2 separate regions of the Mus musculus genome follow, and region 2 is linked to region 1. Evidence: chromatin loops called from intact Hi-C (ENCODE). Cell type or tissue: heart. All regions are shown on one strand.

What was found. Hi-C counts contacts between places; a loop is a spot of excess contacts. Peaks named below come from ENCODE experiments on the same cell type or tissue, not always from the same donor. Only the 100,000 strongest peaks of a DNase experiment are listed, where the experiment ranks them.
Region 2: a loop joins it to region 1, with 3.0 times the contacts of the local background. A loop is called at or near these places in 1 of 42 quality-filtered maps.

What each region holds. Positions count from the first base shown.
Region 1 is chrX:93,629,338-93,634,337 of GRCm38, forward strand. It overlaps Pola1 (polymerase (DNA directed), alpha 1), which reads right to left and starts at 2,818. Exons shown (of 37, transcript NM_008892.2): 1 at 2,732-2,818. The coding sequence starts at 2,774. In heart, no CTCF peak of the experiment used is centred here; a DNase peak (open chromatin) is centred at 2,924; H3K4me3 peaks cover 1,944 bases; H3K27ac peaks cover 1,122 bases.
Region 2 is chrX:93,829,309-93,834,308 of GRCm38, forward strand. Pdk3 (pyruvate dehydrogenase kinase, isoenzyme 3) reads right to left here and starts at 2,842. Exons shown (of 12, transcript NM_145630.3): 1 at 2,539-2,842. The coding sequence starts at 2,644. In heart, no CTCF peak of the experiment used is centred here; a DNase peak (open chromatin) is centred at 2,923; H3K4me3 peaks cover 2,444 bases; H3K27ac peaks cover 1,861 bases.

The DNA.
Region 1 (5,000 bases):
CCCAGTATTTGAAACAGAAATTCTTTCAGAGCCCATTTGACCTGCTACAGTGGGTGTTTCTGCAACTGAGTCTTTCTTCACAGATACTTTGTAGCTAGGCTATGAGCATGCAAAATAGTCTCTACCAATGACAAACAGGGGCTCAGATTTTAAATTGGAGACTAATGTTCCAAGGGAGTAGACCAGACCAGTACTAAGAAAGTTTGTGTTTAAAAAAAAAAAAAAAAGGCAACTGTTACAGAACTTTTTTTTGGGGGGGGAGGGGGTTGAGACAGGGTTTCTCTGCATAGCCATGGCTGTCCTGGAACTCACTTTGTAGACCAGGCTGGCCTTGAACTCAGAAATCCACCTGCCTCTGCCTCCCGAGTGCTGGGATTAAAGGCATGCGCCACCATGCCCGGCTGAGTCCAATAAATATATCTTAAGGTATAAGCTGTAACATCTGAATATTTTGCCATAGGTGACAATGACCTCTCTGGCTCAGTTCTCTGGCACAGCAGAAATCACCATTTCTGGCTAAGCAGCCCCCAGAGTGGCTTCCCAGTCCTACAGGATCTCTGCAAACTGCATAGTACCCTAATCAATTTCTTTTGTTTAAAGCAACTAGAGTTGGTTCCAGTAGTTGTAGTGGTTCCTGACTGAGCCTCTGAATGCCTTTTTTTGGTCATTAAATTCCCAATCTCTTTTCATACACTACTTGTAAGAGCTACTTATAGACCTTTTAAGACCCTTTTACACTCATGAAAAGGAGAAAATACATCTTCCCCATTAAGAATTAAATAAGAATGGCTATCTTATTATGTACTTAGCAATACAAGAGAAATTGGGTGTGCATGTGTGACTACAACTGTATGGGAAATGCATGTGCATGCATGTGCACGTGTGTGTGCACACACATGTGTGAGTTGTGTAAGGTTGTAGGATAATCAAACATATGCACATGCATACATTCCACACATGGCACCTAGTCAACACTTTGGTCTAGCTTCAGAAAGCAAAACTAAAGCAATTTCCTCAGGGAAGATTCCATGTGGTACTATATATGACTGTTTACTTTCTCCACTCATGAAGACAGAAGCCACACCATTCTACCCAGCATGCTAATGCCAGAGCCTGGCAGAATGCCTATGCCTTGTACTTGCATAATAAATGTTTGCTGAACAAACCAATATACCAGATTTTTTTATCATTAAAGCCTCCAATGACTTTCTATACACAATGGCAGCTAATTACACGCCTTGCTACATTTTGCTGACACTGTCCAGGTGTCCCACCTTCCAACATAAAAAGCCTGGAATTTTTTTTTAAAGCAATGTCTTTAACGCTGTGTGAATTAGCAAAAAAAAAAAAAAAAAAACAAAACAAAACAAAAAAAACAAACAAAAACAAACAACAACAAAAAAAAAAACACCACACACACACAGACACAAGACAATGGGGGAAAACACAAAGATTGAAATAATGTTTTCAAATCACCACTTGGGAGTACTTCTACCCTCCCCCAAAGCAGGCAGGGACAGTAACCTGAAGCGGTCTTCCACATAACAATCTTTTGGCATGCTTTAAAGAAAAATTCCAGTCACAAGTCCCCAGAAAATACTTAATCAACACTGTGACTTAAGAGGGGTCTCAAGATTGCACAGTATCCTCCAAAGAGTGATTTCTTGATGTGCACAGATGGCGTACAGTTTTTTAGGGTGAAAAAAGGACTTAGAAGCAAATGACTGATAGAGGCTGCAGACTGTTCATGTACTTACATCCCACAGCCCATTTGTAATCCAAGCTAGTCAACTCTCCAAAATAATTTGTCTGAGAGAGGAGAGAGAGAGAGAGAGAGAGAGAGAGAGAGAGAAACCTGTGATTTTAAAACTAGCTGAATGCAAAAGAAACTGATTACGAAGCAAGATCTCATTAATGGCAATGCACAGTGAATGGCAGGACATGTGACACTTGGTTAAGAAAGTATCTGATTTTAAGTTAGAACTGAAGTTAAGTCATACTTTAGCTGAACACCGTTTAAAATCAGAATCAGACAAGGCCATCTGCATTTTTGAACTCTACTTCTGGAAATAAAAAATTACTACTCACAAAATGCCTGATATATAGGGCATCCGAAATGCTACTCAACTGATACTTTTTTTCAAACCTCACCCAAAATGACTAGACCTGAACAGTATTTCTATGTAGCACTTGAAGAACTTCCCGTAGAACCTAAAAAAATCTTAACGAAATGCATCTATATCTGGTGACAGCACTTCCATCTCTCACTTCAATGACAATGCTAACAATTTTCCTGGGACTTCCTAGAAACGGAGGCACAGGCATGCTCCAAACCCTCAAACCGAGACCTGCCAAGGGAGCATAGAAACAGTTTCAGGCAGGAGAGAGCAATCCCTGCCGAGGCAGGTTGCCATGGAAGTTGTAACCCACACGTGCTTGCGACTCATCAAAGAAAATGAAAAGAGCCAACGACTGTGAAGCCTGTCATAAGAGAAAGAAACCGCTCAAGCCAAAATACCTTCAGCAAGTGACCCCATCAGGAAGCCCCGTCCCACACCCCTAGGGTCTCCGCCCAGAATGATTAAGGTTGGCGGTCAAACAGACCTAAGGGGCGGTCTAGGAGCGCGCCACCTTCTTAAGGATAAAAAGCAGAGACCTTCCGCTCCCCCTCGATCATACCGCGACCCCCACATTCCCAACCACGTGCCCTAAGCATGGGATCCTCCCTCACCGCTTGCCTCCAGTTTACAGTCCTCTTCGTGCATGGGCGCCATGGTCCGATAGTCTCTCTATTCCGCGCCAACCAGCCTGAAACTGGCGCGGAGGCCAAGATAGGCGCCAGTACGAAAGCCAATCAGCGGCCTGGAAGACTGCGGACTTCCGCCCGGAAGGCCACTGACGTGCGGCGCTGAGCCGCGCCCCGCCCCCGGCCTTCCCGCGGGAGTGCATTTGGCGCCCTGTGATGACCCCTGAGCGAAAAGCGGGAACCTCGGCGAGGACCGGGGAGACCTGGAGAAGGAGGCGGTCGGGAGCTGAAAAGAAACCTCCTAAAGGCACTGCGCAAGCGCATGCACGCTATTTTAACAATCCGTAGGACGCATGGGAAAAGGGGTTCTCTGGTCACGAGAGATATTTTCTGGGAAAAGAAGTGCGGGCGGGTATAAATTGTCTCTCAATTGCTGCCCTCCATCTCTGCCCCCGGCCCCAAAAGAGTGACTTCTTCGACAAATACAATCTGATTCTTGCCCTGTACCTTGTCTCTCTGAGTGTTATCCACCAAAACGTATTTCCCTCAAGCACATAGCTGAAGTGACAGCCTCCAAATGTAACAATCTTACTTCATGACTCACTCCTGATGTGATACAATTGAAAAAGTAACAAAATAACTTGTGTGTTTTGGATTTGTTTTATTTGCTTAGTTCTTTTAAGACAGTTGTTGACAAAAAATAACACTCACCTCAAAGCGGGTGAGGGAGGTTAATCAGTAAACTTTACTCTTGGGAGGCTGAGACAAGAGGGTGGTAACTTTGAGCCCAAAATGAACTTCTAAGTTTGAAGCCAAAGAAGTTCATGCCTCAAAAAGAATGAGAGTTGGATAGACAGAAAGAGAAGCAAAGAAAAAAAAAAGAGGGAAAGTTTAATGAACAAACATCAAAAGGAAATGGTAAATGAATGTTGTCTTAGGCTTTTACTGCTGTGAACAGACACCATGACCAAGGCAAGTCTTACAAAGGACAATATTTAATTGGGGCTGCCTTGCAGGTTCAGAGGTTCAGTCCATTATCATCAAGACAGGAGCATGGCAGCATACAGGCAGGCACAGTACAAGAGGAGCTAAGAGTTCTACATCTTCATCTGAATGTTGTTAACAGAATACTAAGTTCCAAACAGCTAGGAGTAGGGTCTTAAAGCCTCACAGTGACACACCTACTCCAACAAGGCCACACCTCCCTAGGCTAAGCAGATACAAACCGTCACACATGTGTACATACCTAATTGCAAAAAATATATCAAATATTTAGGCCTATAAAACCCATTCCCAAAATGTGTCTTTTGCAAAGATGATTGACTTATAAATGTTTTCTGTTTATAATGCTCTTTTTAATATTGGGAGGATTTAAAGTTCAGGTGGAGTCAGGCTTGGGATTTGAATTATATAACTTTTATATAACTTTGGACTACTTTCAGAGACCTGAGTTTCTTCTTTTATAAGTTGCTTCTACTTATCTAAGGAATTATTGTGAAATTTAGTTGAAATAATATCTGTACAATTCCATTAAGATATCATCATTTGGAGGCAGGCAGATTTCTGAGTTCGAGGCCAGCCTGGTCTATAGAGTGAGTTTCAGGACAGCCAGGACACAGGACACAGAGAAACCCTGTCTTGGAAAAAAAAAAAAAAAGATAACGTCATTTGGACCAGTGAGATGGCTCCAGGGCTATACAGAGAAACCCTGTCTCGGGGGGGGGGGGGGGGGGGGATGAAACATGGGCTTTCATTTGGGTGCATTTACAAAGGAAGAAAGACTGTTTCTGGGCTTTACCAAAAACAAAAAGGGGGACTCAGATATTTAACAAACTTCTAGACCATAAAATATATGTGGTATAAATAGGCAGTATTTAAACAAGGGGTACTTAAGTCATTTTTCTTCTCTTTTTTTCTCCCCCTTCTTGTTTTGTCTCTTCCTACAACACAAATTTTGGATGGTAGTTCTGTAACCATCCTGAGTCATGGGATGACTGGAAAGAAAAGTCACACGCTGAAATTGTGGTACAAAATGGTAAGAATATGGATCTCTAATGTCTACAAAGCCACCATAACACCCTTAACTTGACTAACTGCAGAGTCCTACATGAAAGAAAGTAAATAGCAAACATATTTTAAAAGTACCATTTTTGAGTTTCCTATTATATTTAGCTAAACCTATTTCTATTAAATATACTTTTTTTTTTACTTTTTACCTTCATTTTTACTAATTGAAATTTAATAAAAATAAGTA
Region 2 (5,000 bases), 200 kb after region 1:
ATGTAAAAGGTCACCATCAGCCAGGCGGTGGTAGCGCATGCCTTTAATCCCAGCACTTGGGAGGCAGAGGCAGGCGGATTTCTGAGTTGGAGGCCAGCCTGTTCTACAAAGTGAGTTCCAGGACAGCCAGGGCTATACAGAGAAACCCTGTTTGGAAAAACAAAAAACAAACAAACAAACAAACAAGAAACAAAAAAAGGGTCACCGTCAGGAATTCCTATCTATACCCAGACATATGTGAAATTACAATGTACACAATACTTCACTGCAGTACTGTGCAAAGTCTTCAAATATCCCACTAGCTGTCACTTGTGAGGTATCTAATTACACTACACCCATATGAACCCTCAGCCGTCAGAAAAAGGGAAAGGAAGTTTACAAGTACATACACAGTAAGTTCTTTCATATTAAGCTTAAAAAGCAAGATAGAAATAAAACTATATGGTGCAACTTATGCAAAAAGAGTAGCCAACAGAAGTAGGACATAGACATTTTCTGCATAGGTCCTTTTACATCTTTTGAATTTGGAATCATGTAACTGTAATCTTGAGCCAAAAGAGAAAATATAAATTTTTATGTTGTTGCTGTTTTTTTTTTTTAATCTTGCCCTTGGGAATGGTGCTACAATACTATCTTTGTAAATTGATATTCCATTTAGAATACTTGGTATTCTTGCAGACCTCATTTCCAGTAAAGATGATTCAAGAAATTATTCTTTTTAAAGGGCTTAAACAAGTATTCCATACAGAACAAAGGGAGGCAGCAGACTAACCAGAAGTACACCTACTTAATGGCTTCTAGCCCTGATGATGCTTTGGAAGGACTCGGGGTGCCCGCGACTCCATGCCCCAAGCCCCAAGCCCTGACCTCAACGCTTTAAAAGAGTAAACATTTGTTTCTAGATACTCACCACATAAGATTACCCACCATAACAATATCCTTACAGCAGTTTCCCTATTCAAATAACATCCTTGCCTATAAACATGGGAGATACTGCCATAGAAATAAAGTAACTGAAATTTCAGGTTTACTATTCAAACTTTCACAAACTTTGCAGGTGGGAGTGAGCCATTTCGTTTGTTCTTTCAATTAAGAGTGAATCTGTCTGTTTACCCTAACAAAAGGTTCCTGTGTTCACAATCATCTCTAACCCTAAGTTAGGAAAACATGCCTATTGATAGCAATAGCAACGTTTTCATTCTAAGCTGTGAAGTCAGGACCTGTCTCATCTCTGGGACCCACATGCCAGGAGGAGAGAACCAACTCCCCCAAGTTCCCCTCTGATCCTACAGATACACCATGATACGTGTGGCCACACAAACAAGTTCGTGCATAGATAAAATGTTTAAGAATAAATACATAAATTCTACACATAGCCAGAGGGAGTAGAGTCCAACTACTGAAAAGCTTTTGAAAATGAAACTTAAGATGCAAAGGCCAACTTCACCCTCACCTTAGATTTTCATCATCTATCTTTGGTAACTTAGCTTCTAAAACTTAATTTGGCATCAGCTTCAACCTCTAACCTGTACCTCTTTCCATCCCCTGTGTTGCTCCCCCAAATATAGACAACACCATATTTTGCATATCTGGTCCTCCCAGAAGGTTGTACCTATTTTGCATTTTTATATCCAACTGATACCATCCCATGACATTTAAATCATATGAATTCAACAGATCTAGGCTTTGAGAGCCTAAGTCATCTTGAGTTTCCTTGGGGGGATGCTGAGTTCCATATTTGTTTTATTTCAGGTGTTTCATAACCGCATTCGGCCTGCTGGAGTTAGAATGACATTCTCTGGGGGAAACATAATTGATCAGTTCATGGAAGGTGGCAGAACCTATTCCCATCTAAGTAGGCCTCAGACTTTATTGGGGGTCCTCTCCATTCCCATCCCAATCCATGTAAAATGAAGTACTAGCCCAGCTGCCAAAAGGGTGTAAGGAAAGGTGCTCACACTTAGGCTGGAGTTGTCCTAGAACCCCTGCTTTGTAGCCAGGAGCCCACAGGTCAGCTCTTACCCAAGACTCTGACTGCTTTGAAGTCAGAATCATAATGATGGCGTTCAGGTCCTGCCACTCAAGGCTACCCAACACCTTTCAGCAGAAAATTTTGAACAAAACGCCACTACGTGATTTACTCAACCTCAAGGTGTTTCTAAACACATCTTACACAACCATTAAAAACGCCTAAAAATAAAAACGTTTACGAGTTCTCTTTCTGAAGTTTTCAGGAGAGTGCGGTTTGAGTCAAGTAGATTTGAAGCTCGTAATGAATAGCTGGAGAGTTCTGAGTGGAATGAGGGTCCTTGGACGAAGCTGGGCGTGAGGGTGTCAGGCCCTGCCCCTCCACTTCCCGAAACCCGAAACCTATGCCCCAGGAGGGCCCTCAGGCATGCATCCCCATCACCCCTCCCGGAGCTTCTCACGGAATTTGCCCAGAAGCTTAAGTAAGAGCCCCAACTACGGGCAGGACAAGGATGGCGTCTCCCTCACTCCCGTGGGGCCTTGGAGGTGGCTCCAAGGAGTCAGACTTACCGAAGTCCAGGAACTGTTTGATAGACAGTGGCGACGGGGAGAAGCGGGAGTAGCGCTCGATCTGCTTGGGGACCGGCTGCTTGAGCAGCCGGTAGAAGAGCCGCATCCTCACTAGAGCAGTGTGCAGATCCGCCGAGCCGTCCGGGACCGGAGCCGAGGCGGTCACCGCCGCCTAGCCGCGAGGAGGAGGCGGCGCCGGCGGGGCTTTACCTCTACCTGGGGCTCGGCCTTGGCGCCAGCAGCTGCTCGCCTGCCGCGACACCTACACAAGTACCGGGCAGCAGTTGGGCGGCCGTGGCCGGCTGCCCGCGGCTTCCCAAGCCCCGCCTGAAAAAGGCGGGATCTGCCGCCGCACGTACGCGGCGCGCGTGGGATGTGAGGGGCGCTAAGGGGTACGCGGCTGCACGCGCGCGCTGCTGATTGGCTGCCGCCGCCGCCTAAGCTTCCTTAAAGCCCCGGTAACACGCACACAAACCTCCTGGGTCTCGGGCTGGTACCAGCCAGCTCCGTTCCTGCAGGTCCCGCCCCGGATCAAGTCTTGAGAAGTGCTCCGAGACTTGAAGGCCATTGGGAGCCCACGCCTGAGCTATTTTTAGGGGCTCTAGACCTCCCCAACCCGAGGCCCCTCTTCCGGAAGGCCCTCCTCAGATCTGCTGACTCCTCAGCTTTAAGTTGTTCCATGTGGTCCTACGCTTCCAACAATTAATTACAGAATTAAGTGGAAGCTACTGGTCCCACCCCCACCTCCCCCTACACACACAAACATTACACGCGACAGGATTCAGTATATTAGCAATTAACCTGTCCTCGGAAGCTCTACTCACTGACTGCCCACCTTCACTCCGGGTGAATACCTTTGGACAGGATTGTTACAAAACAGTATTGTTACGTCACTGGCTGTGGTTCCTGGTCCTAGACCCCTCTTTACCAACTGGGCCAATAACAGCATCCTTAGATCACTGTTTCATGCCTCTCTCACCACTAAGACCTTTGAAGGAATCCATTACAAACGAAGGTCATTAACACTTGGTTTCCATGAACCTAGATCCACTTGCCCCGAGACAGTTGTCGGGATTAGTAACAAATATTTAATTGCCCAAACATACACATCCATTGGAAAGGCTCAAATTAGAGCCACTGAGCCGGACGTGGTGGCACACACCTTTAATCCCAGCACTCACGAGGCAGAGGCAGGCAGATTTCTGAGTTCGAGGCCAGCCTGGTCTACAAAGTGAGTTCCAGGACAGCCAGGGCTACACAGAGAAACCCTGTCTCAAAAAAAAAAAAAAAAAAAAAACAAAAAAAAAACAACAACAAAAAAACCAAAAAACAAACAAACAAAAAAAAACAACGAAGGGAAAAAAATTAGAGCCACTGACCAGTGTCTTTCACAACCCCTCCCCATCACAAAACCCTGACTCAGTTTCACCACTACTACCACTTTGGTGCAGGAATCTATATATTACATTGTGCTAGATTGTCTTTCTATGACAGTGAGCTTAAATTCATGGCTCAGTATATGAAATCAGTATTTCCTAATGTGGATATAGGAACTACTGCTTGCTTTTAACTGTTACCACAAAACATTAATTTTTGTTAATGTGTAAAGCTCAACTAGAAAAAAAAAAGGTAAAAGTTCTTCTTGGTCTGATTATTAGTGGAAAGTTTCATGCCTTCATTTGGCTATGTAGCGCCTCTTTGCTTTATGAAACTGTTGGGCTTCTGCTCTTTGAATTGAAAGAAAAACAGCACGTGCCTTCAGAGACGTCCTGTGCTCTTCCCACATTTCCAGATTTTTAGGTACAACATAACATACCTGGGCTACTTTGCCTTTTCCATTCGAAGCAAAGCCTAAAGAGACTTAGCAACACCCTTTGGAAAGGGCAGTTTTACCAACACAGCAGAACACTGACTGCAGTTGGGAGTGTGTGGGCAGACAAAAAGGAGTGGCCTAAGGTTGTCTACTCATTTTCTTGGGTGCTGCCCACAGGTGGAGTTTTACTGGTAGCAGTTATGGATGAAGATCCCCGAGAGTTGGTGGGGAGAGACTTTTTCCACCTATGTGGCACAGCACTGCTGAACCTTCCAAACTCACCCATCAACTTTTTCATAATTTCCTTTCCTGCTGCACAAACTCCTACTTTAAATTCTTTTATTCTGATGTTTTCATTACTTCAAATTAATATGCCTAATTTTATGCTTTCCTAAAAAGTGGCACAGTCCTAACAGTCGAGGAAATGTGAAAGAGGCCTGTGTGATGAAAACTTGTGCTGGACCACGACTCAAAGGACACAGCTCTAAACTTGACCCTATCATTAGCAAGCTGTGTGACCTAAGACTAGTCTACTAGCCTTTCTGTGTCTCAGTTATTTTAATGTCAGGTGAAAATGTATGACTTCTCTCCCTTTACTTGTGACAATAAAATAAAATAAATATACCTAATATAAGGCACATTTGGTCCT